Linked DNA regions of Mus musculus: regions 2 and 3 are each linked to region 1. Evidence: chromatin loops called from intact Hi-C (ENCODE). Cell type or tissue: heart. All regions are shown on one strand.

What was found. A loop is a pair of places that touch in the nucleus more often than their neighbours do. Peaks named below come from ENCODE experiments on the same cell type or tissue, not always from the same donor. Only the 100,000 strongest peaks of a DNase experiment are listed, where the experiment ranks them.
Region 2: it touches region 1 in a loop (7-fold over the local background); 25 of 42 quality-filtered maps call a loop at or near these places.
Region 3: a loop joins it to region 1, with 2.9 times the contacts of the local background. A loop is called at or near these places in 3 of 42 quality-filtered maps.

What each region holds. Positions count from the first base shown.
Region 1 is chr8:121,110,231-121,118,230 of GRCm38, forward strand. Foxc2 (forkhead box C2) reads left to right here and starts at 5,941. Exons shown (of 1, transcript NM_013519.2): 1 at 5,941-8,000. The coding sequence starts at 6,385. The coding sequence ends at 7,869. In heart, CTCF peaks have their summits at 3,244 (motif pointing right), 5,924 (motif pointing right) and 7,219; DNase peaks (open chromatin) are centred at 3,281, 5,891, 6,651, 7,613 and 3 weaker places; H3K4me3 peaks cover 4,510 bases; H3K27ac peaks cover 2,674 bases; H3K27me3 peaks cover 4,260 bases.
Region 2 is chr8:121,389,032-121,397,031 of GRCm38, forward strand. No RefSeq gene overlaps it. Among named protein-coding and RNA genes, the nearest start is that of Gm26747, 26 kb to the right of the region's middle. In heart, CTCF peaks have their summits at 1,745 and 4,320 (motif pointing left); DNase peaks (open chromatin) are centred at 4,290 and 6,440; H3K4me3 peaks cover 855 bases; H3K27ac peaks cover 4,531 bases; H3K27me3 peaks cover 3,667 bases.
Region 3 is chr8:121,308,762-121,316,761 of GRCm38, forward strand. No RefSeq gene overlaps it. Among named protein-coding and RNA genes, the nearest start is that of Gm33823, 48 kb to the left of the region's middle. In heart, CTCF peaks have their summits at 2,884 and 4,904 (motif pointing left); a DNase peak (open chromatin) is centred at 2,360; H3K4me3 peaks cover 766 bases; H3K27ac peaks cover 6,096 bases.

The sequences.
Region 1 (8,000 bases):
TACATGTTGGAAGGACAGAGCTGACTTCTGACTCCTGGAAGCTGCCCTATGACCTCAGCACAGTCAACCTGGTGCGTGTCCCCCTCCCCCGGACACATAAATGCAAAACATTTTTTAATTAAAATAGGAAGAGATCCTAACAACATGGCGTCTAGCCTGCCCAGATTCCCTCTCCTTCTGCTGTAGTGTGGCCTGGCAGCAGATACAAGCAGTTCCCACCACACTGAACTGGCGTAGCTGGAAAAAAATGGAAGAGGGTAAAGGGCCGCGCGTGTCAAGTACCTGAATGTGATAATGTGATGGACGGCAAAGACTCAGCGGGTGCGATGGGCCTGGAGATGGTCCTGGCTGAAGCAAAGTGACCGTGATCCTGGCTTTGTCACTCCTAAAGGTAAAGCAGGTGCCATGTCCAGGCAGTGGCTTGATCCCCACCGTGCCCCGGCTCTGCCCAGTCCATGTGCATCTTATTGTCCCAGAATCCATCTTCTTGTCACTTTGAGACACTAGTCCAAACTGGGGAGGTTGAGTACAGCTCTCAGCTATTCATGGCCTGAGTCTTAGAAAATCCCAGAGCAGTGGGAGAGGGGACCCTAGGAGGTTCTTGAACATTCTCCATCCACTGACTGGGGTGGAAAGACCTTTACTCTCTGCCTCATTTCTGTTCTATTTTCAGAATTATAATGATATTTTGATTTTTAAAATTTTCCTAATTTACAGAAAAATCTCAGGGCTGCTACAATGGAGGCACTAAGTTCAAAAGCCCCTATTTTGTTACATTTTGATACATTTTGTTACATTCATGAGACTCCGGCTTCCTATTTCTGTCAGCTGTGATACTTAGTGTCCACTGTCAGTTTGACAGACTCTAGGCTCACTTGGGAGAGGGGACTGGGAACTTGTGTGTGGGGGGATTATCTTGGAGGCATTAATTGGGGGTGGGTAGTGGGGGGGAGGATCCAACACTGTGGTGGGCATCACATTCCCTGACTGGGGTCCTGGACTGTGTGAAACAGAGCAGAGCTGAACACCAGCCCCCAGGTGGTCACCCTGGCTCCCTTCACTGTGGCTATAGTGTGTAGTTCCTGTCGTGTCTCTGTCCCCCTCCCGCCACATTGCCACTACTGCTGAAAATTGAGGAACTGTGAGCTGAAATTTCCTTTGTCAGAGTATTTATTGAAAACAGGCTAAAGTCCCACCCATCACTAGTCAAGTACTTACTTTCCCCTCCCTTCCCCTCCACCCTTTGCTTCTTTCTCCCCCCCCCCCACTTCCTTCTCTCCTTCCTCCTTCCCTTCCTCTATCCCTGTCTTCTTCCAAAGCGCTGGGATGGAAATCAGGGCCCCGAGTGCCTGGCAATTGCTCTGCTCCATGACACAACCCTTTTCAAATACTTTAAAAGTTGCAGAGGCTGTGACATTAGCTCTAAATATTTTGACATGTGCTTGCTACAGGCAGGGCGTGTTCTTATCTGAGCACAAGTCCTATCTCACTCAGGAATCTCAACCTGGGGAAGACGGCTGTCCAGGGCACACTCTGGATTCCAAATGCCTCAGACCTGCCCTTTGTTATGCTTTCTGCCATGTGGCATCAAACGTGGCATGGAGTCTCTGGGATCTTTAATGTCTTGTAACTCCTATCCCCACCCTTTCCTTTACTGTGGCTACTTCTAGAAAATTCTCACTAAAATGACTTAGGACCCATCAAGAAGTGAGACTTTTGTCCCGAGAAAGGTTTTTTCCAGAGGTCCTGAGTTCAATTCCCAGCAACACAGGGTGACTCACAACCATCTGTAATGGGATCTGATTCACTCTTCTGGGCAACAGTGTACTCATATACATTAAATAAATAAATAAATAAATAATCTAAAAAAAAATATGTAGCTCTGAGGCGAGGCAGTGGTGGGGCACACCTTTAGTCCCAGCACTCAAGAGGCAGAGGCAGGCAGATCTCTAAGCTTGAGACCAGCCTGGTCTACAGAGAGTTCCAGGACAGCCAGGACTACACAGACAGAGAAATGCTGTCTCAATCACTCAACCAACCAACAGCAGCTCCGATGCTGGGGTGTGGTGTGCATGTTTAATCCCGGCACTAAGAAAACATATCTCTGAATCTCTGTGAGTTCCAGACCAGCCAGGTCTACTACATAGAGAGACCCTGTCTCCAAGGGAAGGGGGTTCCTCTGCCCCTGTCTATTCCACGGGCCAGTTTTCAAGAAGCCTTTGGGAACCTGGGACTCTTTTGCTATCTGGTTTTTAAAACAGAAGGCATCTCCTGGGCCCAGAGGATGCTGAACAGAGAGTTGAGAACAAAATCTGCTTCTAGCTTGTCTGCCTTGGTCCAGGCTGGGCCTGAAAGGCAGAAGTCTCCAGACCTGGCTTTCATCACACATCTGAATAGTCAGCTCTCTGCTCAACTCCACAGCTCTTCTCCACAACACAGCTCTGCAAGTAGAGGCCAATTTGTTAAACAGCCCTGTGGGGTGAATCCAGCCTTCTAGCCAGCCACGGGGAGAACCTCCTTGCTTCTCTGGAAACTTCCAGAAGTCTCAAAAATGTTTCTGTTTCTTAGCCTCAATACAGAGCTTCAGTGAAAGAGACCCCTGCCAGTGTGTGTGTGTGGGGGGGGGAGCACCCTCCTGGACCCCAGATTAGGTACAAACCGCACCCAAACACCGGTTTTCACAAAGAAATCCTTTAATCGGTGGAGAAAAAAGGTTAAAAGCCGCTTTCTGACTCAGGAGGAGAAACAGCAGACCTTGCAGGAGTAACTTTAAAACAGCAGACCTTGCAGGAGTAACTTTAAAAAAGAAAAAAAAAGGGAGGTCCGGGTTAGAACGGGCTAGGGAGCTGTAGTATGTTTTGAGTGGTCATTAGTTGATTAGGTGAAGCAACCAGGGCTTCCGATTGCAAGACTTCAAAACTTTGATATCTGGACCTTGGTATTTAGCCTCAGGAGGAGGAAGTGGCCAAATAAGGGAATAGACCTTCAGGGCTAACGTTAGGAATGTAATCTAAGAGTTTTTAGCCAGGCAGAGGGAATGAGAGAAAAGGGTAAGGCTTGCCAGAGCCATGTTTGCCACGCTCGAGCTCAGAGTCCCTTCATTCGGAAAATGGCTTTTCATAAGCCAAGCGCCAGGCCCAGTTGGCTTCTTTATGGGTTTTATTCTTGCAGTGCAAAGCGTCGTGGTGTCCACAAGGTGTCAGCACCGTCATTAGAACCAAACCTGACTGGCTTTCCTCGCTGCTCCCCGCCGCCTTTTCCGTAGTAGTTCCACAACCGGCCTCAAGATGGCACCACCACCCACGGAGTATTCGCCAGGCGCCTCCAGGTGATGAAGCCAGGGCGCCTGCCGAGGAAGAAGGGCCGGGCGGGAAGCCGGGGAGGCACCTCCCTGCCCTTTTCATCGCTTATTATTTGACAAACACACAGGGCCCTCTGGGGTCTGATTTGCCTTCGACTCGTTGACAACAAGACAAGGAAGAGAAGGAACAGGCAATAAGCAAGAATGTAGCAAGTCTCAGAGAGCTGAGGCCTCTGCTGGCTGCAGGAGCCGGACCTGGTTCCTGCCAAGTCCAGGTGTGTGTGCAGTGTTGTTTTTAGAAACCGGAACAAACATCTCTCTCAGTGCTCCACAGAAGCAAGGAGGCCAGGTCCTGCGCGAAGGAACGAGCCTCCCCAGGAGCCCCCACTCTTTCTTTAGGAGAGGGGTCGTGGGTCGATCCATTTGAGAATTTAAACCAAAGTTCTTTTAAGAAGACACTGGTTTAAATTTGGCATACGCAGGCAGAAAGTGGCTTATGGCAATTTAGATTTCATAGTCTGAGGCGTTCGGTTTCTGCCCCGTGCTTTGATAAAGCTGTTTAACACGGGGACAGACACACACACACACACACACCTCATAAAAGCAGAGTAAATTGTGCCCCTGTAGGAAGCCCATGGGGAGGGGGTTGTTCTTGATCAGTGAATGGAATTTTCAGCAACATCGTGAGAAAAATTCAACACTACTTGCCACGAGTTTCATGAGGGGCAAGACGTTTTCTGTCACAGTTATTTTTTTAAAAAAAAGTGAACGAAAACACACTAAGGACATTGGAACAATAACTCTTAGTGAGTCCCTGAGAGGGGAGGGGAAGGCTTAACCCCCTACCCAGATCTACACCGGACATGCACCAGAAGCCTGACTTTGCTGCTTTAAGGGAGGGGAGAGAGGAATTAGTCAAAAAAAGAATCCAGGACACCCACAAAAATGTGTTTCCCGAGATTCTCCATCCAGGTCAGGGGGCCCTGTGCAGCCCTGTCCTTTAAATTCTGGTTCTCGAGTCAAAGGTAGCACACATAAAACCTATTTTGCTGCTTCGGTACGTCAAGCAATGCCACTAAAGTTTCCTCACCCGCCAAAGCTGAAACAGTGAGTTCTAATCTCTCAAAGCCTTTTGCCGAAAATCTAAAGGGGGTGGGGGGCTATGGTGGTGGCGTGGGGGGGGGGTCGGAGAAGAAGAAAGACTGAGACAAATGTTTTATCTGTCGCCTTCTTCCCTACCCAACCGGACCAACAACTTCCAGAAGGTTCTGCGAGGCATAGAGCCATTCCGTAGGGACATCTCGGTGCTTCTGAGGAAGCGGACCGAGCAGGGATCCGATGACGACTGGAGATGTTGAAGGAATAAATACCAGTCCACAAATAAACAAACTGTCCCCGGGATTCCTAGAGGGAAGGAGCACGCTTGAAGGTCGGGGAACTCCGAGTCGCTGTGCGTCAAGGTTGGCATAAAATTAAAAAAAAAAAAAGTCCTTCAGTTACCAGGCCCTCTAAGGAGCCCCTGGTCCTCAGCTCACCTTATCAAAACTCAGTAAAACAAACAGCCTGAAATACAGTCAATTTACAGGATCCCAAAGATGCTGACCGCGGAGTGGGACCCACGCCGGGCCCCGGCAACAGCTAGGGAAGCGGGTCCGAGGCTACACAGTGCCGCGCTCCTTTGCGTTTCCAGTGACGAAGCCGGCGATGGAGTGCAGGCTTGGAGCTCCCCACGCCGAACGGGGACACCAGCTCCCGGGGGCTGGCTGCCTTGTCCTAACCTCCAGACAGCGCTTTCATAGGTGGGGAGAAGGGAGAGGCCGGGATGGATGGCAGGGAAAGCTAGCCCTCGTCTATGCGGGAGAGGAGACCAGGAAAGCAACAGTTGGGTTCACGCGCTTCCCTGAACCCCACGAAATTGTTTGGAGGACTCAGATGGATCACCTAAGTAGCAGCGAAGACGAAGGACCAATGGTTCCTTAGGTGTTACCTTCCCAGTTTGGCATTCCCACTAAGCCTTCCCTCCCAGCCCGACCCCGTCGTGAAGGGGAGAGGAACCGAATTCTCCAACCCGGCCTCCTTTGTGGGCTCTTCCTCAACCTGGAAGCGTCCTGTGAATTATCCATCACTGCATTCAACAGGCCCTACACGCTCAGTCCGTTTGCTCTGAACCCATTACAACTAGGCCCCGATAATTAAGAAATCTAATTATTCGCCTCTTCATCCATTAATAATAATAAAAAAAAAATCTCCAGGCTCTTTCCTACTTACAAGGTCTTGGGGGCAAATCTCTGCCCAACTTCATCAATTCGATGTTATATTTCAAACTAAACTTCTTTTTATTTTCCAAAGGAACAGGGTTTTTAATTTTTGCTCTGGACACGTGGTCTCGTTAAACAAAATGTGATAATAAAATAAAATTTTATAAGATGTAACTCATTTTTAAAAGTCCTCAAGTTAACTTGAGCTGGGGGGGGGGGAGATCTGGCTAAGAGCATCTGGGTCTTAGAGCCGACGGATTCAGGCGCTCCTCGTTTTGATTGGTGCCATCCTTCTCGCAGCTGCCAGATGATTGGTGCAAACTTCCTGGAGGGGGCGCGGCCTGAAGAAAGTAAAAACTCGCTTTGAGCCAGAAGACTTTTGAAACTTTTCCCAATCCCTAAAAGGGACTTTGCTTCTTTTTCCGGGCTCGGCCGCGCAGCCTCTCCGGACCCTAGCTCGCTGACGCTGCGGGCTGCAGTTCTCCTGGCGGGGCCCCGAGAGCCGCTGTCTCCTTTTCTAGCACTCGGAAGGGCTGGTGTCGCTCCACGGTCGCGCGTGGCGTCTGTGCCGCCAGCTCAGGGCTGCCACCCGCCAAGCCGAGAGTGCGCGGCCAGCGGGGCCGCCTGCCGTGCACCCTTCAGGATGCCGATCCGCCCGGTCGGCTGAACCCGAGCGCCGGCGTCTTCCGCGCGTGGACCGCGAGGCTGCCCCGAGTCGGGGCTGCCTGCATCGCTCCGTCCCTTCCTGCTCTCCTGCTCCGGGCCTCGCTCGCCGCGGGCCGCAGTCGGTGCGCGCAGGCGGCGACCGGGCGTCTGGGACGCAGCATGCAGGCGCGTTACTCGGTATCGGACCCCAACGCCCTGGGAGTGGTACCCTATTTGAGTGAGCAAAACTACTACCGGGCGGCCGGCAGCTACGGCGGCATGGCCAGCCCCATGGGCGTCTACTCCGGCCACCCGGAGCAGTACGGCGCCGGCATGGGCCGCTCCTACGCGCCCTACCACCACCAGCCCGCGGCGCCCAAGGACCTGGTGAAGCCGCCCTACAGCTATATAGCGCTCATCACCATGGCGATCCAGAACGCGCCAGAGAAGAAGATCACTCTGAACGGCATCTACCAGTTCATCATGGACCGTTTCCCCTTCTACCGCGAGAACAAGCAGGGCTGGCAGAACAGCATCCGCCACAACCTGTCACTCAATGAGTGCTTCGTGAAAGTGCCGCGCGACGACAAGAAGCCGGGCAAGGGCAGCTACTGGACGCTCGACCCGGACTCCTACAACATGTTCGAGAATGGCAGCTTCCTGCGGCGGCGGCGGCGCTTCAAGAAGAAGGATGTGCCCAAGGACAAGGAGGAGCGGGCCCACCTCAAGGAGCCGCCCTCGACCACGGCCAAGGGCGCTCCGACAGGGACCCCGGTAGCTGACGGGCCCAAGGAGGCCGAGAAGAAAGTCGTGGTTAAGAGCGAGGCGGCGTCCCCCGCGCTGCCGGTCATCACCAAGGTGGAGACGCTGAGCCCCGAGGGAGCGCTGCAGGCCAGTCCGCGCAGCGCATCCTCCACGCCCGCAGGTTCCCCAGACGGCTCGCTGCCGGAGCACCACGCCGCGGCGCCTAACGGGCTGCCCGGCTTCAGCGTGGAGACCATCATGACGCTGCGCACGTCGCCTCCGGGCGGCGATCTGAGCCCAGCGGCCGCGCGCGCCGGCCTGGTGGTGCCACCGCTGGCACTGCCATACGCCGCAGCGCCACCCGCCGCTTACACGCAGCCGTGCGCGCAGGGCCTGGAGGCTGCGGGCTCCGCGGGCTACCAGTGCAGTATGCGGGCTATGAGTCTGTACACCGGGGCCGAGCGGCCCGCGCACGTGTGCGTTCCGCCCGCGCTGGACGAGGCTCTGTCGGACCACCCGAGCGGCCCCGGCTCCCCGCTCGGCGCCCTCAACCTCGCAGCGGGTCAGGAGGGCGCGTTGGGGGCCTCGGGTCACCACCACCAGCATCACGGCCACCTCCACCCGCAGGCGCCACCGCCCGCCCCGCAGCCCCCTCCCGCGCCGCAGCCCGCCACCCAGGCCACCTCCTGGTATCTGAACCACGGCGGGGACCTGAGCCACCTCCCCGGCCACACGTTTGCAACCCAACAGCAAACTTTCCCCAACGTCCGGGAGATGTTCAACTCGCACCGGCTAGGACTGGACAACTCGTCCCTCGGGGAGTCCCAGGTGAGCAATGCGAGCTGTCAGCTGCCCTATCGAGCTACGCCGTCCCTCTACCGCCACGCAGCCCCCTACTCTTACGACTGCACCAAATACTGAGGCTGTCCAGTCCGCTCCAGCCCCAGGACCGCACCGGCTTCGCCTCCTCCATGGGAACCTTCTTCGACGGAGCCGCAGAAAGCGACGGAAAGCGCCCCTCTCTCAGAACCAGGAGCAGAGAGCTCCGTGCA
Region 2 (8,000 bases), 280 kb after region 1:
TAAAGGTTCTGTTATTTCCCAAAATGGTACCAACCAGCAGAGGCCCGGGTATTCGAACACAGGAGCCTGTGGAGGACTGATGACATACAGAGCTCATCAGGGGTAGCTTTCACCTGTTGACTTCCCACTACACTGGCTCCCACCCTAACCACACTGCCCCCATTGTGACCCACAGCCAGCCTTCCATGCCTTGCTATCCCTTCAGCTTCAAAGCCCTGACCCTCCTCCCAGACCCAGGAATGCAAGGATGGAGTAAGCAGGGAACCTGGGCTACACTGCCTGAGGCTCTAGCTGGCTCTGCAGTGTATCCCAGGCCACACCCCACCACACACACACACACACACACACACACACACACACACACACACACACACACTGGACAAAGCTCCCAGAGGACAGTCGACGCCGGCACCTGCGCAGGTCTCAGCCCCTGTGTCCCAGTGGGTTCGAGGCTCACAGGAAAGCAGGCTGTGGGGCGACTGTCTCCCTGGAGGTCTTCGGCATTGGAGCTGTTTTTTGTAGCTTCCTGTTGGCCTTCATCTCTGTGAGTGGGGGTATATCTCCAGAAGTCCTCAGACTTCTGTATCTGGGTTTGGGGGGTCTAAGACCCCACATGCCTAACTTGGGGTGGTGGTAGCCACTCAGGTGAGAGAACACACCTCCCTGGTCTCTAGCACCTTAGGGACATTTGTTTAGCGATTGCTTGACTCCCTCCTCCTACAAGCCATAGAAAAGCAGGACCCAGCAAGTCTGAGAAACGCCCCGGGAACACCCAGCTAGGTGGCATCTGAGAGGTGGGGCAGATAGTTCTTCAGTGCTTCTTCCAGAGATCAGGGGCCATAGCAAGACCTTTACTGGGTGCGCCCTGCCAACCAGGCCCTTTTGACCCAAGTGCAAAGCTCTAGAAAGCAAAATGTAAACTGAAGTTTATGCAGAAGAAAACAGCCAAAGGGCTAAACATGCAAGAAACTCACTAAACAAGAAACGGAACCCAACATGAACCCAAAGCCACTCTCTCTGGCACCTTCGCTCCCTACACAGCCTGGCTCTGCTTCCAAGTTCATCCACTCAGCTGGTCACCCCATAAAATGCTACCTAGTGAAGCCTGTTAAGAACGTGTGGGCTAGGGGGTGGGGGTCTAGCTCAGCCGATAGGGTGCTTGTCTACCATGCAGGAACCCCTAGGTTCCATCCCCTGGTATCTGCCATCCCCACCCTCAGGAAGTAGAAACAGGAAGATCAGAACTTCAAGGTCATCCTCAGCTACATCGAGAGTTCAAGGCTAGCCTGGGCTACATGAGATTCTTTCTCAAAAAGGGAAGTTTAAAAAGTATTTTAAAAGTACTGTCCTGAACCCAAGCTACCAGTTCTCCCTGGCTTAGCCCTCAGGGCGTGTTAAGTTTCTTTAAGTGTCCAGAGAGGTTATTGGCATTGTTCTCCATCTTGACTCATTGGGAGACGCCACCAGGTGAGTTTGGAACGACCACTGGTTTGCCTTCAGTGTGGTGGAGTTTGCAGAGTGGCTGCAAGCATGGCTGGGGGGTTCCAGAAAGCCTGGGGCGTTTATGCACCACAGGCCTGGGCTCCAGTTAAGGGAGAGTCGGCTACCAATGTTGTACAAACACGAAAGCGAGGTCCAGGACACCGAGTGGGCAAGGGGATGAAGGGAGAGCATCATACAGAACAGCAGCAGGGAGATGGGTGAGATGCAGGAAGCCTTCCTCCACACTGTGGAACCACTGCCCCTACCGGCCAAGTTATATCCCCAGACAGAGCCACGGCGGCAGGAGAGATCTGAACTACCCTGCTCCTGAAGGGCATGCAGCTAGCTGGGAAGGGCTTTGCCTCCCAAGGCTCACTCTCCTGAAGTGCAGAAGAGTTTGCACAAGAGCCTGGCGGGTTTGATCTGTGAAGCTCGTTTGCACAAAGGAACGTGGAGACTTCCTCCTCACACCCAGTTCAGACGTGTTAGCTGATCCCTAAATGTCAATCCAGGGTTTCCTGTCTCCTTCCAAAAGAACCACACGATGGTAGGCAGGGATATGCAGAGGGGCAAGGTGAGACTCCTGGGATCCTTCAGGACCAACTTCCCCTGAAGCAACAGAGGTGGGGGTCCTGGGGTGAAGGCTGCATACCTCCAGAGTCTCCTGGTCTGAGGGTCTGCGTTTCTTTTTACCTTTTAACTAAAACACGGCACCAAAGATGGGCCCTGATTGCCTTCAGCTGTCAGGGAGGACCAGAGAGCATCTCCCCACCTTTATGCCTAGAGATCAATCATGCCTTTCTCGGAAAACAAAAATTGAGAAGTTTACAAACATAAGATGCAGTCTCTGAACCAGCACGCTATTGCTGACGCTATTGGTGACAGATGCAGCTGATGCCTGCCAGCGACTCGGGCCTCCCAAGATGCTTAGTCACTCCCACATGTAGAGGGGGAACTGAGTCTGCATTCTCCCCTTCACCGGGAGGAAAAAAAAATCTCCAAAGGGGTGGGGTGGCCGCACCAACCGTGAAAACCCACCAACTTGCCAGGCAAAGGGAAGTGGCCAGGCACAGCCGGGCAGGCTGGGGAGTTCTCTATTTAACACTCCCCCCCCCCCTACTCCCCTCCAGCCAGGAGTTCTGCACATCAACCCTGAAAGTCCTGCTTTGCTTGGTCCCTGAAAGCTAAAATATTTTCAATTAAATGAGAAAATGTTTGCTGCTGAATGGCCTATTACAGCTGTCACCATCCTGATTTCTAGAAATAAACAAGACTTCGAGAAGGCCGGCCTGGGCAGAAATGCAAGTTAACACTAATTGGTGGGTAATTAAATTATCCCCTAAGCCAACGTGCCAGGTGACCGGCTCTTTCTGTGCGTCAGCCCTCGCTCTGATAACAGCTCCTCCGTGCGACAGCGGAAATGTGAATGGCTCTTGCCAGAGCTGCCCCCTTTTATTCTCTAGAGCTTTCTACATATCAAATAGCTAAGAAGCCAACACACACGGGGGTTGGTTCACATTTTCTCCGGATCATCTTACAGAAGCTTGCTCCATACAAACAGGGCCCAACACACAAAGTTTATTTTCTAATGTGTTAGTATCTTGCACAAGAAAAATAGCGCTAAGTTACAGGAAGATTTATTTACATGGTAACTGTTCGCTGGTGTCTGCCGCTCAACTCAGAATGACTTTCTCCCAAAGGGCAGAATCTTTAAACCAGAACAGAATTTATTTAAACAGCTGGTGGTTTCTTTCTTTCTTTCTTTCTTTCTTTCTTTCTTTCTTTCTTTCTTTCTTTCTTTCTTTCTTTTCTTCTTTCTTTTTTTTTTGCACAATCATTTTATTAATACATGAACCCTTGCTGTGAACGGAAGGTAACTAACTCGTACAATTTGTAAACACATACAAGCATAAAAGCTGGTGTGTCAATCAATTAAAACTTCAAGAAACGATATGAGATTAATTGCTACCAGACCAGATGAAGTCACGCTTCTCCCTCCGCCGTTCTGTCTTTACCGTCGAGTGTGGAGCCCAGAGAAGCCTCCTCTCGCTCATCCCCAAGAAGAAAGAGCCCCATTCTCAGAGAAGGAAATAAATCTTTTTGCTGCTTTTGTGGAATCCCAGATTGTCTGAGATATTTTGCCGACACTCAGGCTGCCTTCTAGATTAGAAACAGCTCAGCTAATGGTTGCCTAAAAGAAATTAATGAGCCATGCTGTCCATCAAGGTCATCTGAAAATGTCTGTAGATTAAACACTCAGTGCGACAAATCACGGGACCACATTCTTAGGGAGACGGGTAGAAAAATGTTCACTTGAGGAAGAAGGTGAAAAATTCTTCCTGACCAGGAGACAGTGACAGGAGAGAGCTAAAGCCAAGAGCAGCCAGTGTCTGACAGGTGCCAATGGGAAGACACAGGGAGTAGCTCCGGCCCAGACTCTCCCCGCCATCCTCCGAGACTAGGTGCCCATCGTGACTGACACCTGTCAATTCAACTCTGCGGGCACTCGGTCTCCGTGGTGACCATGAGGGCAGAGAGTGTGTGGTCAGGCACCTTAATTCTGAGATATTAAGTGTCTCCTAAGTGCCCCACACCTCTCTCTCTCTACCCCCTAGGTCCTTTCCTAAGGATCGGACATTTGGTGACAGACATTTGGCCTAACTACTTTAAATAGTCTTTGATAGGTGGCACCTTGCAGAGGCCTCATAGAGGAGTCTCCTCTTTCCGTGGAAGTTCGCAGAGATGGGCTTGTGGCAGACCTCACTGTCCTGCCCTCCCCACCCCCACTCCACCCTCCTATCTCTAGAAGTCACAGCACCATCTACTGGGCAGCAGCCAGACGTCCCCAAGAAGGTTGCTTTCTGTTCAAGGGTCCAGAGTGAAGAAAGGAATATGGATTGGTGGGAATCACAGAGAAACGGTCGCCTGCCTCTCTGTATTGGCACGCTGATCTATCCCCCGTCGACCTACCTTTAATATATATATATATATGCTTTTTTTTTTTATCATTTAAGAGTTTTGTGTTAACAGAGAATTTCTGAGGTAAAAGTTATCTTCCCTTCCATTTACCCCTCTGTATACCTCCTGAGGTTACGGGTGTGAGACACTCACATACACACAAGCACACCAAACACACACATATTCAATGCACACATGCAGTCTCTCCCACGCACATGTGCACACACACATGCACACATACATATGCACATGCACAAATACACAATACACACACTTCCGATTTAGGTAAAGTGCTTTAAAAACAAATATTTGGGGTGTGTGTGTGTGTGTGTGTGTGTGTGAGCGTACACACATGCACGCATGTATGAATGTGTGCCCGTGGAGGTAGAGGCACTGGATCACCTGAAACTGGAGCTACAGAGAGTATGAGCCACCCTATGTGAATGCTGGGAACCGGCTTGGGTCCCCTGGAAGAGCAGCAAGCACTCTTTAAGGCTCGGCTGTCTCCCCAAGTCCCCAGTGGAGTTCTCTAATCCTTCCTGGACCCCACGGGTTTCCAGAACACAAAGCACAAGACAGGAGTAACCCAAATATTATTCCAATTTTTTTCCAGGCACTTAAGCAAAATAACTTTCTCTCTTTTTTTCTTACATTTATGTAGCTTTTGTTATAAATACAATCACAGTCCAAGCCCACATCTGCCTAGTGTCGGTCTCTGGATTTTCCTATGCAAATAGCCAGCCACCCTTCTTCCTTGTGTCCGCTCGTTCTGCAGTTCAAATATTGCTTTCTCTTTGTAACGAAAGGCAAAGCACTCCCGTTACCAGAGCGCCTGCCTTACATGTGTGTTTCTATATAAAGATAGAATTTCCCGTGGCCAAGAACATTCATTTTTGTTTTCTTTACATTTTTTCCGTGTTTTAAGACATTGGGAAGATTTTTTTTTAATTGGCAACTTAGGTTTACAAATTAAAATTACAATCAAATTTATTTTGTATCACACTTCAACCATTCTAAAAGAGGAACATTTTAACTGGGTCTTGTTTCTCATTATTATACATCATAAAAAAAAATAATAAGTGATCCTGGACCCCAAAGCCGGGCTTGCTATCATGTTACAGTGACAGGCTGTCTCGTTTCGGGCGTGTGGAGAGACCAGAGTATTTACTTTCTGTAACTTAATTTCTCACTCAATAGAGTTTGAAAGCTCTGGATATTATAAAGGCAAACTCATTTTCTGCCGGAATAAAATGAGAAAATGAAAATTTTGAAATTCATTTTATTTGGTAAATTCAGTAGGGACTCCCCATGAACCCCTGAGATAAAACAGCCCACCCTGTTTACTTTCCCCTTCTTTTAGAGCCTTAAAATGAAAATGGAAGTCCCTCCCTCCCCTTCCTATGTGATGTTTGTGTAGAAATTCTAGAATCTCCTTCCTAAATGGGGAGAGCAGAGCTCAGGCTGCCTGCACTGGCCCAGGAGAGCCAGGAGGCTGGGGAGAGTCACCCCAGAGCTGAAGCGGGGCTCAGGAGCTCGGGGCTGGAGGGAACAGAGGGAAAACTCACGGTTCTGGGTCCACTTCCCAGCCTGATCCTTATTCCAAAAGGAAACGAGACTGATTTGTGTCGAAACAGAAATGAGCATCAGGAAACGGGCAGTGCCGATAACCAAACAATCGATTGTAGAAACACAACAAATTAAAAAAAAAAAAAATCGGGTTTTTTTCCATAATGGAAAAGCGAGTGAGGAGGGGGAAGGCGGCAGGGCACGTTTTAACTTTTTCCAGGGCCTGCACTGGTCCCAGGTCAGTCTAAGTAAGAGCTTGGGGTATTAGCCTGTGTATCCATGTAATACGAAGGCTGCTTTGACTGGCTGCTGTGGATCAGGCTGATCGAAACCTCCAAATTCCCTGCGTGAGACGGCCATCGACTCTGCTGCAGATCTGCGGTCCCTGCCTTAAACTCAGCGGCCCGAGCCCCTGGGGATCTCCCTGGATGACAGGAAATGGGGACATGTTAAGGACATTTCATCGGCATTTGCCTCCAAGCTGGGGAGCCAGGATGGACATTTCATGATTGGTCCCACCACGAAGATAGATGGGGTGAGAGAGACAGGGTGTTCTGAGCATGTGGTCGGCATCCTGTGGCCTGGAGAACAGAGAGACTTCACCCTGAATTCCCATGAAAGGAATAAAAACAAAGAGTTTGCATTTTGCAGTGGGGCCATGTTTCAAATTCATTAAAGGGTGGTCCTCCACAGCTGGGGTGTCTCGGAAAAGGATGGCCATAGTTTCTTGTTTATGGTGTGGGGATGTGCATGGGTGCCGGTGTCTGTGTACATGTATGTGTGTGACTGGGGTATGAGTGTGCATATACACATATGGCATACCTATGTGTGTGTATGTTAAGGGGATGCATGCATGTTTGTGTCTGTGGTCTGTGTATGTATGTTTATGTATGTATGTGTATGTGTTTATATGTTCATGTGTTTGTGCATGTCATATGTATACACGTGTGTGATGTGTGTGTGTGTGTGTATGCATGTGTGTTTTCTTCCCGAGATCAAAAGGATAAAGAACTCGTTCCTCCAGCCAACTAAACACTGGCGTGCAGAAACGCAGAGCCTGTGTTTAACAGTGTCCTGCAGGAACCCGTCTTGAATTTTTTCAAGTCCTCTCTTTGATCAAAAGCCGGCAGAAAATTCCATTTCTTCTCGTTCTGTTGCATTTAACACGGACTAACACAGGGTGAGTTTAAACAAACAGCCGGCTGGAGCATGAATACGCCTTTCAGTCTGTGGAGCTTGAGGTGGGCTGGATCCAGGGGAGGGGTGGCAGGCAGGGGATTAGCTGGAGGGGAGAAAAGCTCACGAGTTTAGGAGGCAGCAGCTAAGACTGTCCAAAGCCCCTGCAAGGAGACCTAAAGCTGTCTCCACACCCGGAGCCCGAGCCGCACCAAGAGGCCGCACTGTTGAAATTCTTCTGCCTGGAAGATAAATGGCCTACTTTACTCTCAAGTGTCAAGTAGAGAAAACAAAACAAAACAAAAATCCCTTCCAAGTGGATTTTCGGAGGATAATCCGCCATCAGCCCGAGCGAGCGCAGCAAGAGGGAGCCTGGAAAGAAGGGGAACCGGAGGGACTTCCAACTCCAGCACCCAAGGGTGGGATGCAGGGAGCCGAGAAAGGCCAAGGCCAGGCTCTGGTACCTTTGAGGTGCGGCCTGAGGCTGGCTGCCCCTGACAACAAGGCACCCCTGTTAGCTTTCTCAGGTCTAGACTCCAACAACTCAGACATGCCCCGAGCACTCTGGCCAATGAGGCCCTCCAGGGTGTCACAGCCGTCCAACACACTTCGGCATATAGGCTTGGGACTGCTGTGGGTGATAAGGGTGGGATTTGGGGTGTTTCTGAGTCCAGCTACCCCAGTAAAGAGCTAGCTCAGTGAGATTTCCTATGTCATTGTCTCTGCTGCTGGCTACCTTTCACGCTGATGCTTCCGTTTGAAGAAGGCCATTGCCAGCCCAGGCCATGACAAGCTTCCTTGACTGCTGAGGTCTGAAA
Region 3 (8,000 bases), 200 kb after region 1:
CTCTGTCTCTGTCTCTCTGTCTCTGTCTCTCTCTCATAGCTCTCATAGCCCAGTCTGGCTCGCCTCCTGTCTTTACCTCCTGAAAGTTGAGTTTTCAGGTGTGCACTACCACACCCGGCCCTACTCCCCCAGGGTTGGATGTTTGACAAAGATGCCTCCTGTGGTTGAGCTGTCCAGCACACCCCTTCCTTTAAGTTCAAGTCACAGCCAGTTTAGCAGGAATCTGTGTGCCCCGGGCCATACCATAGGGTGGTAGGACACTGGAAGTGAGGCCACACTGGGCACTCAGAGTCAATGTTCCTTATTTCTCATTTGTATATAAATATATTTGGTCATTCAAGGTCAATAAACAGTGGTGTGCAGGGGCTGCTCCCTGCCACTCAGATATGCTTTGTTGTCCATGGACACTGGCTGGTGTGTGCCACACCAGGGGCACAGCTGCGAGTAGCATGAGCCATGCTCAGAAAGCAAGGCGGCACGCCCTCCAGCTCACTTGGGCACTTGGGCATTCAGGTTTCCCAGGGTGGTGCTTTGGGGGAGAGGACAGAGGTTTCCTTTGAGTTCTTCCTCTTACCCCTTCCATTTCCCTTTTCCCTTTTCCCTCCCCCTCCCTCTTTCTTCCTCCTCCTCCTCCTCCTCCTCCTCCTCCTCCTCCTCCTCCTCCTCCTCCTCCTCCTCTTCTTCTTCTTCTTCTTCTTCTTCTTCTTCTTCTTCTTCTTCTTCTTCCCTTTCCCCTTCTTCTTCCCCTTCCCCTACCCCTTCCTCCTCTCCCTCCCCCTCCTCCCCCTCCTCCTTCTCCTCCTCTTCCTCCTCCTCTTCTTCTTTGTCTTCTTCTTCCCCTTCTTCCTCTTCCTCCTCTTTTCCTTCTCCTCCCCTCCTCCTCCTCCCCCTCTTCCTCCCCCCTCCTCCTCTTCCTTGAACTCTTCCCCCTCCTCCCCTCCCTCTACTCCCCCTCCTTCCCTCTTCCTCCTCCTCCTCCTCCTCTTCTTCTTCCCCTTCATCTTCTTCTTCTTCCCCTTCTTCCTTTTCCTCCTCCTCCTCCCACTCCTCTTCCTCCCCCTCCTCCTCCTTTTTCTCCTTCTCTTCACTGGGCTGAGCTCGTATTGTGCACTTACTGCATGCCTCTCTACACAGGTTTCCTACAGCATCTTGCCCTGCCCTCCCAGCAGACTGGGGCTAGGACTAGGTCCTATTGTCATCTCAGCTCTGGGCTCATGGCCTTGCTAGAGACCATGGCCACTGTTAAGTGCCAGAGAGGGGGTTCTGAGTTCCTTGGATTAGCTGACGATGAACTGGAATCCCTGAGCATCAAGTGGGCACCTACTGCATACTGAGCTCATAGGCTGTTGAAGGTTGCTGGAGAAAGTCGTTGAGTTTGGGTGGGTTGGTGCATGTATTGAGTGGAGAAGGTTCAGACGGCTGTGGAGACAGACCTGTTCGGCAGCCTGGGTTTCCACTTGGAGGCTAGGAGGTACATGGGTATTCTCTACCCTGGCCTTGCCCCATGAGGACACTGCCTGACATCGCAGCTTTAGATGCCATGGGAAACACTTGACCCTGTAATATCAGTGGCTGTGGCTGCCATCAACCATTCCTGAGGCAGCCACCTTGGTCTTCTGCAGCAACTGGTGTGATCCTCCAGCCTGGATCCTTCTCAACAAAAAGTAGCTTTTGGAGGAGTCACCTACTAGGCCCCTCTGCAGCCTGTCACACATCTCTGGGTTTCAGCATCCTGGAACAGGCTCTCAGGCTGAAGAGGGGTAGAGCTCACTCACCAAACACACCAAAAATGCCATTGTGTATAAGACAAGATTATTGGATGCACATGCTCGGGGGTGGCCCAAGACAGTGCTCATGGCGTTACAGGTACTTCCAGTTGCCTGGTGGGGACCCCTCCCTGGACCCTGGGGCACACACACACACACACACACACACACACACACACGCTTCCTAGCCTCCCTGGAAGCTTCCAGATCAGGCCAACCTCTCCTTTTAAGAGGTTCCAAATGGTCCCCACATTGTGTCTTTATTTCCTGAGACGAAGGTAATTTGGGTGTCATGAGGCCTTTGTAGAGATGTCAAAAGAACAGTTCACGGGGAGAAAAACCTCCGTTTTTACCCCGATGTGGCTTCCACCGTGGAGATAAAAGAGCCAGGAGGAGGAAGGCTGCAAGACAGATAATTCACAGACTGTCAGAGCTGCTTGAATTTCATCCCCACAGGCAGAGCCGGGGTGAGCCCAGGGTCTTTCTCCAGGAGAGCACGCCCATGCCCCCAAGTCCTGAAGCGATAATCCCGCCGCGGGGCCCGGACAGGGTTGGACATTTTGTCCCCGCTGTCAGCGTCACAAGCTCCGGAGCAGATGGAGTGGTGTTGGCAGTCGTAAACCACTCCCGCCCCACCAGGGACAAATAGGTTAGCGGGAGGAATTGGCGCCGTGCATGTCATAAAACCCTCCAGGCCTGTCATGTTCCGATAAATCTTGATTTTTGTAACAGAGCAGCAGAGAGCTTCCCAGCCTTGGGTTTCACAGGTGAGCCATGGACTGATGGATCGTTTGGGAGCCAAAGGGGGGAATGCAGGGGCCAGTGAGGAGGACAGAGGAAACTTTACACGCCGCCCTGCCCCCACCAGACTCCCTCGGCCCCAGGCAGAAATCCCAGCCTGCAAGAGGATCCCATGCCTTTTCTCTCATCTCTGTGGCAGGGTGACCAGCCTCGCCTCCATCCCTGGACCCTCTCCAAGGCAGATAAACAGTAAGAGCTTAATAATTGCCAGCAGAATGGGGGTTTTGGAAAGGGAATCTGCCAGTTTCAACACGTAGAGCCCTGTGTACCTGTTGTTAATCCACCTGGCCAGAGTGGGCGCCATTGAGCCACTAGACCACCAGCGGGAGGGCACTTAATCTCACACAGGTGCCCCTCCTGTGGGCTGGCCTGTGAGAAAGCACTTGAAATAAAGACCCAAACTTGGAGGTTCCCCAGGGGTCACGAGAGCAGAAGCAGCAGGTGAGAGAAGGTAGGCAGAGGGTGGACCTGAACACAGGGGAATGCAGAGCTACTGGAGACAAGGCCAAGGGGACAGATTAAAGGGACTTAGGGCTTGGCACAGTCAGGATGAATAAGTGTGGGCATGAGAAGTGGATTCGATGGAGAAGGGAGTGCTGAGGTCATTCAGGGTCAGAACCAGCCAGTGTGCCACCAGAGGCTGCAGAGGGTATAGCTGGTGTTCACAGGCCTTCCTCGGGCAACAGATGGGATGGCCGGCTTCCTAGGCACAGAAAGTATAGACTGCAGTTAGCCTGGCCTCAGCAGACCCCCACAAGGGGTAGGTGGGATTCTCTCAGAGAAAACCTTGGGGTCTCTAACATAGAAACAACCAGTTGGCAGCTTCTGAACTTTGAACTTTGTCTTGATGTTGGGGTGACAGTGGGTCTTGTTACCTGTCACCCTCACCCCCATGGCTGGTTCAGATTCTGAGGCTCAGAACCCTGTGGTTTAGGGATATAGGAAAGGTCTCCCCATTATGTCATGTAGGGGAGTTCCAGGTCACATCTCTGTGTCAGGGTCCTCCCCCCATTGCTCTTTCATGTTCCCAAGCATTTAGAAGTGAGGAGTGACAGCTGATATAGCCCAGTACTCAGGAGGCTGAGGCAGGGTTGAGGCCAACCTAACTAAGCTTGTTCTCACAATAGAGAGTGGAGCCAGAGGCCAGTGGTGGATGGAGACCAGCAGGGAGAGGCACTTACCAGCAAGCCTGACAACCTAAGTTCAATCCGTTGGGACCCATATGATGGGAAGAGAAAACTTACTTTTGCAACCATGATGTGTGTACATGCACACACACACTCACACGTGCATGCACACACACATACACACGTGCATGCACACATGCATGCACACACATGCACACACACATGCATACTTGCATGCACACATATGCGCACACACGGAGAAGGCTGTGGAAAGTAAGTGTGACCCGGGCTCAGCTCTGAGCCACGTGGCTCAGAACCTTCTGCCCCCCCCCCCCCCGCGCCATGTTTTCTTTCCTGTAAAAGAGCGACAAGCCATGTATCCCTTGAAGAACTTTGAGATGATTCACTGAGACATGGGAGTCAATTTTCAAATAAATACCAAGAAAGAATGGAGAAAGCATTGACCAGCATGACTTCAGCAGGACGTGGCACTCGCCAGCCTCTCTACCCTGTGACACAGGCCCTTTCCGGAGGGTTCAGGCAGGTGCAGGCCCAGGGTTCTCAGACAGGCTAGAGTCCCAAAGTAGATAACCAGAGGGCCCTATTCACCGTTAGTCTGTGCTGCTAGGACTCAGGCTGGCAGATGGTGGCTCCAGGCTGTGAGACGCAAGAGCTCCAAGCCCACCCATGTTTGCACATCTACGCATCATGAACCTCCCTGTATACTGTGCAGAAACTGAGAACAGTGCTCCACCAGGGGCCAGGGCACACTCCTAGACTCACCTGCAGACAGGAGCCAGAGCTGGGGAGAGAAAGCTGTTAGCCAGAAATGGCTGCCACCCCTTTTAGGCTGAAAAGTAAGCAAGGTGTCCTGTGCTGAGACATGCTGGTGTAATGTTGAAGGGGCAGGCTGTGGGTGAATTTCTTGGTTTCCTTGTTTATCAAGTGAGAACAAGCGGTTCCCTGGCACAGCGTGGCAGGATTTAGGGTTACTGTGCCCAACCTCCTGGCCATATGATGGTCAGGGACATGGTCTCTCATGCAGCTGCCCCATGTCCCCTCCCACCACTGGATCTGCTCAGGCAGGATTTGATCCCATTTCTCGGACAGGCCTGCAGAGGTCTGCACTTTGCCTGACTCTTAGGGTCAGTCTACCAAGAGCCATGCCTATTCCTCCCCCTGCTGCCTCCTGCTGGTCTGAACTGGAAGCTGGAAACCTCCCGGACTGAATTTGGCTCCCAGGGGTCCCCACAGGACACATGGCCGCCATTTGTTGGCATCACCACCAGCATCCTTGGCGTCAAGAACAAATGTCACTTCCCACCTGCACACCATCTGGGCAGCACCCTGTGTCGGCGGGCAGTTCAGATCTCACCCTGAGCAGAGAGGAGAGGCCCTTTGTCACTTGCCCTGACTGTCCCTCAAGCCACCATCCCTCTCATTGAAATTGTGAAAAGCTCTTTAAGGCCCTGGTCTGCAAAGATACCAGAAGCTCAGAGGTCAGAAACCTGAGCTTGGTGCTAAAGAGACACAACCCTCCTGGGAGCAGAGGGGGCCCCTTAATGGCTTCGGCAGATGTGCAGACCAAGGGGCCCCCTGCCCACCTGCAGATAACCCCTGACCCTGCCCCTCCCACTGGGCCAGCCAGAAAGTCCCAGCCATGGGGAGGGCACTAAGTGCCCGTGCCCTCCCCAGGCCTCCCACTGTCAAACTTCTTAAAAGATCCTTCAGAATGGTGCCTCTGCTCAGAGCTGGCCAAGGCCATCCATCTCTGCCTAAGGCCGTGGAGTCTCTGTGATGCAATCCCACAGGGCTGAGCGCTGTGTCCTGATCAGCTCCCTTGAGACGAGCATCAATGTCCCATTCTCAGCTCTATTTATAAATGGGCCCCAGCCTCCTCTGGCTGCACTTATGGTAGTGCAGGAGCAGAGAGATCTATGGTTGCAGAACAGCAGCCTTTAGGGAGCGTGTGAGCCTGTGCACACATGCATAAGATGCATGCATCCTGTGTAGGGCTTATAGTATAGGGCTTATATCATTTAAGGGCCTTTATCATTTCCTGCTGCTCCCTTTGACAAGGATTTCATGTTGGATATAGAGGGTGCACTGTTCTTTTTCATGGCTGCATACTAACCCCAGCTTGGTTAGTTTATCGTCTGGCTATCTAACTGTCACACAGCCCATCATTTAAACACAGCTTTTCCTGTGGACTTGAGTAGCAGCAGCATCCCTTGCTGTGGTTCTATAGGACGGGAGTCCAGTCCCTTCCCTGGAGTCTGGTCCCATTAAACCCCATTCACTGCTGAGAGAACCTCAGGCCATCCTAGTTGCCTCTGCTGCCTGCTGTGTATGTTGACTCCCATGTCTGTGGAGAGTGCTCAGCCAGGGTTCAGCAGACCTCACTGAATCTCAGAAAAGTACAGCCCTGCCTGATGGCAGAGGCAGGAGGGGCCCAGCAGTGACCATGGTATCTGGCATCTCGACCCCCTTTCTCAGCTGTGTAACCATGGAGCCTGACAGAACAGATACAGTGGCTTCAAGACACAAGCTGTGTCATTCAGAACGGCAGACTGTGGAGAGTTATTCTGAGCTCTGAGCTCCACCCTACCTGTGTTCTGACTCTAACCCAGCTCCTCACAAACAAGGCTACTCATGTGTGTGCACATGTGTGCATGTCAGTATACTTGTGTGTATTGGTGTGGCTGTGGATGTTGAGGTGTGTACCACTTCAGAGGCATATCATCTACTTTTTTTTTTTTTTTTTGAGACAGGGCCTCTCATTATCCTGGAAGGCACAGCACTTCACTCCTGAGCCGTCTCTCCAACCAAGTTACAGGATTCCATCTATGACGGAATGCCGTGTGTGCGGCGCTGGACATGACATAGGGTGTTGGGCTCTCGGGCAGGCCCTCTTGACTTCTGTCGTTGCTGGCTGTGGAGGTGTGACTATGGACACCTTCTGCCTTCCTATGGGAACATTCCCCCACCAGATCACAGTCCACCAGCACACACCACCAGGTCTCAGAGACTGAAGGTAGCTGATCAAGACACAGGTTGGGCTTTTCCTGTGCTCTCCACCTGAGTCCTGGGTTACACACAGCCCCTGCATGCTGTGGGCTTTACCTGGAGACAGGAAGCTTTGGCCTCTTCTCCTGCTCTAGCTCCAAGATTCAGGATCAGCCAGCGTGCCTACAGGTCAATGGAACTAGCTATTCTTTCCAGAAACAAAACGCTGAACAGAGTCCCACAAGCCTGAGGCAGTCCCAGATAAGGCTTGCTCACTCTGGCTTTTTCCTGCAGGACTTGTGGAAATAGCTAGGTCTGTTTGACATCAACTGGGTCCTCCCAGCCCACCCCCCATGGCCTTCCAGTGACCTTTGGCTACAGGAGGGAAAAAATCGTCACTTTTCCCTAACCCATTGGTCTCTCTGAAATGACAGTGACAGAGGCCAGTGTGACCTTTCCAGAAAGGCCTCTGGGATTTAGGAAAGGATCCACACCCAGCTGAGGCCAAGAGTCCCCAGCAGCCACTCTTCAGATAATGGTGAGGCCTCCTCCAGAGGGGCTTCTCCCAGGACTGGAGCAGTGGGCAAGCAGGAAGGCAGGGCGAGGCCCACAGGACACACGGAAGAGGAGGAAATGGCCAGCCGAGTCTAGACGCGTTATCTCGGCCCGCGGGCACTGGCCCACACTCGTCCATCGGCCCGGAATGGACTTCCTGCCTCAGATTTACGCCAGTGACTTCACCCCCTTGCTATCTCGACAGCCCACTGCCCGCTCAGCTCTCAGGAATTAGGGGCCTGATAACAAGTCTAGACAGCTTCGAAGTTGGAGATGGATCGCTCTCCGGGGCAGGGGGATAGCCAGCAGCGAGCTCTAGGGATGGGAAGGCCAAAGTACTGGCCAGCACTCAGCACAAGGCTGGTGGGAGTCTGGGTGCTCTTGTTTCCTCCCTGGCCTCACCCCCTGGGGGGCGTGGCAAGGCAGCCACAAGACTCAGTTCTGTGAGTGGTACACACGCCATCTCTTTTCCACATGGTAAGGCGACACCCTGATACCTAGGCCAGGAGAGGCCACAGTCTGAAGATGAGGGGTGTCCAGACGACTATAAACCAGTCAGGGGACAAAGCTTAGGGTAGATGCACATAATCACCTTGCCAAAGTCCTTCCAACACAATACCGAGTGTCATGGAGACACCTTCATTGGTGTCCTGCCTTGGGACCTGAGGACACACCTACCAGTTGGCCCCTGGCTCTCATCCAGCCATCTCCTGGGTGATATCCCAGCCCCCTCTGCCCCTTCCAT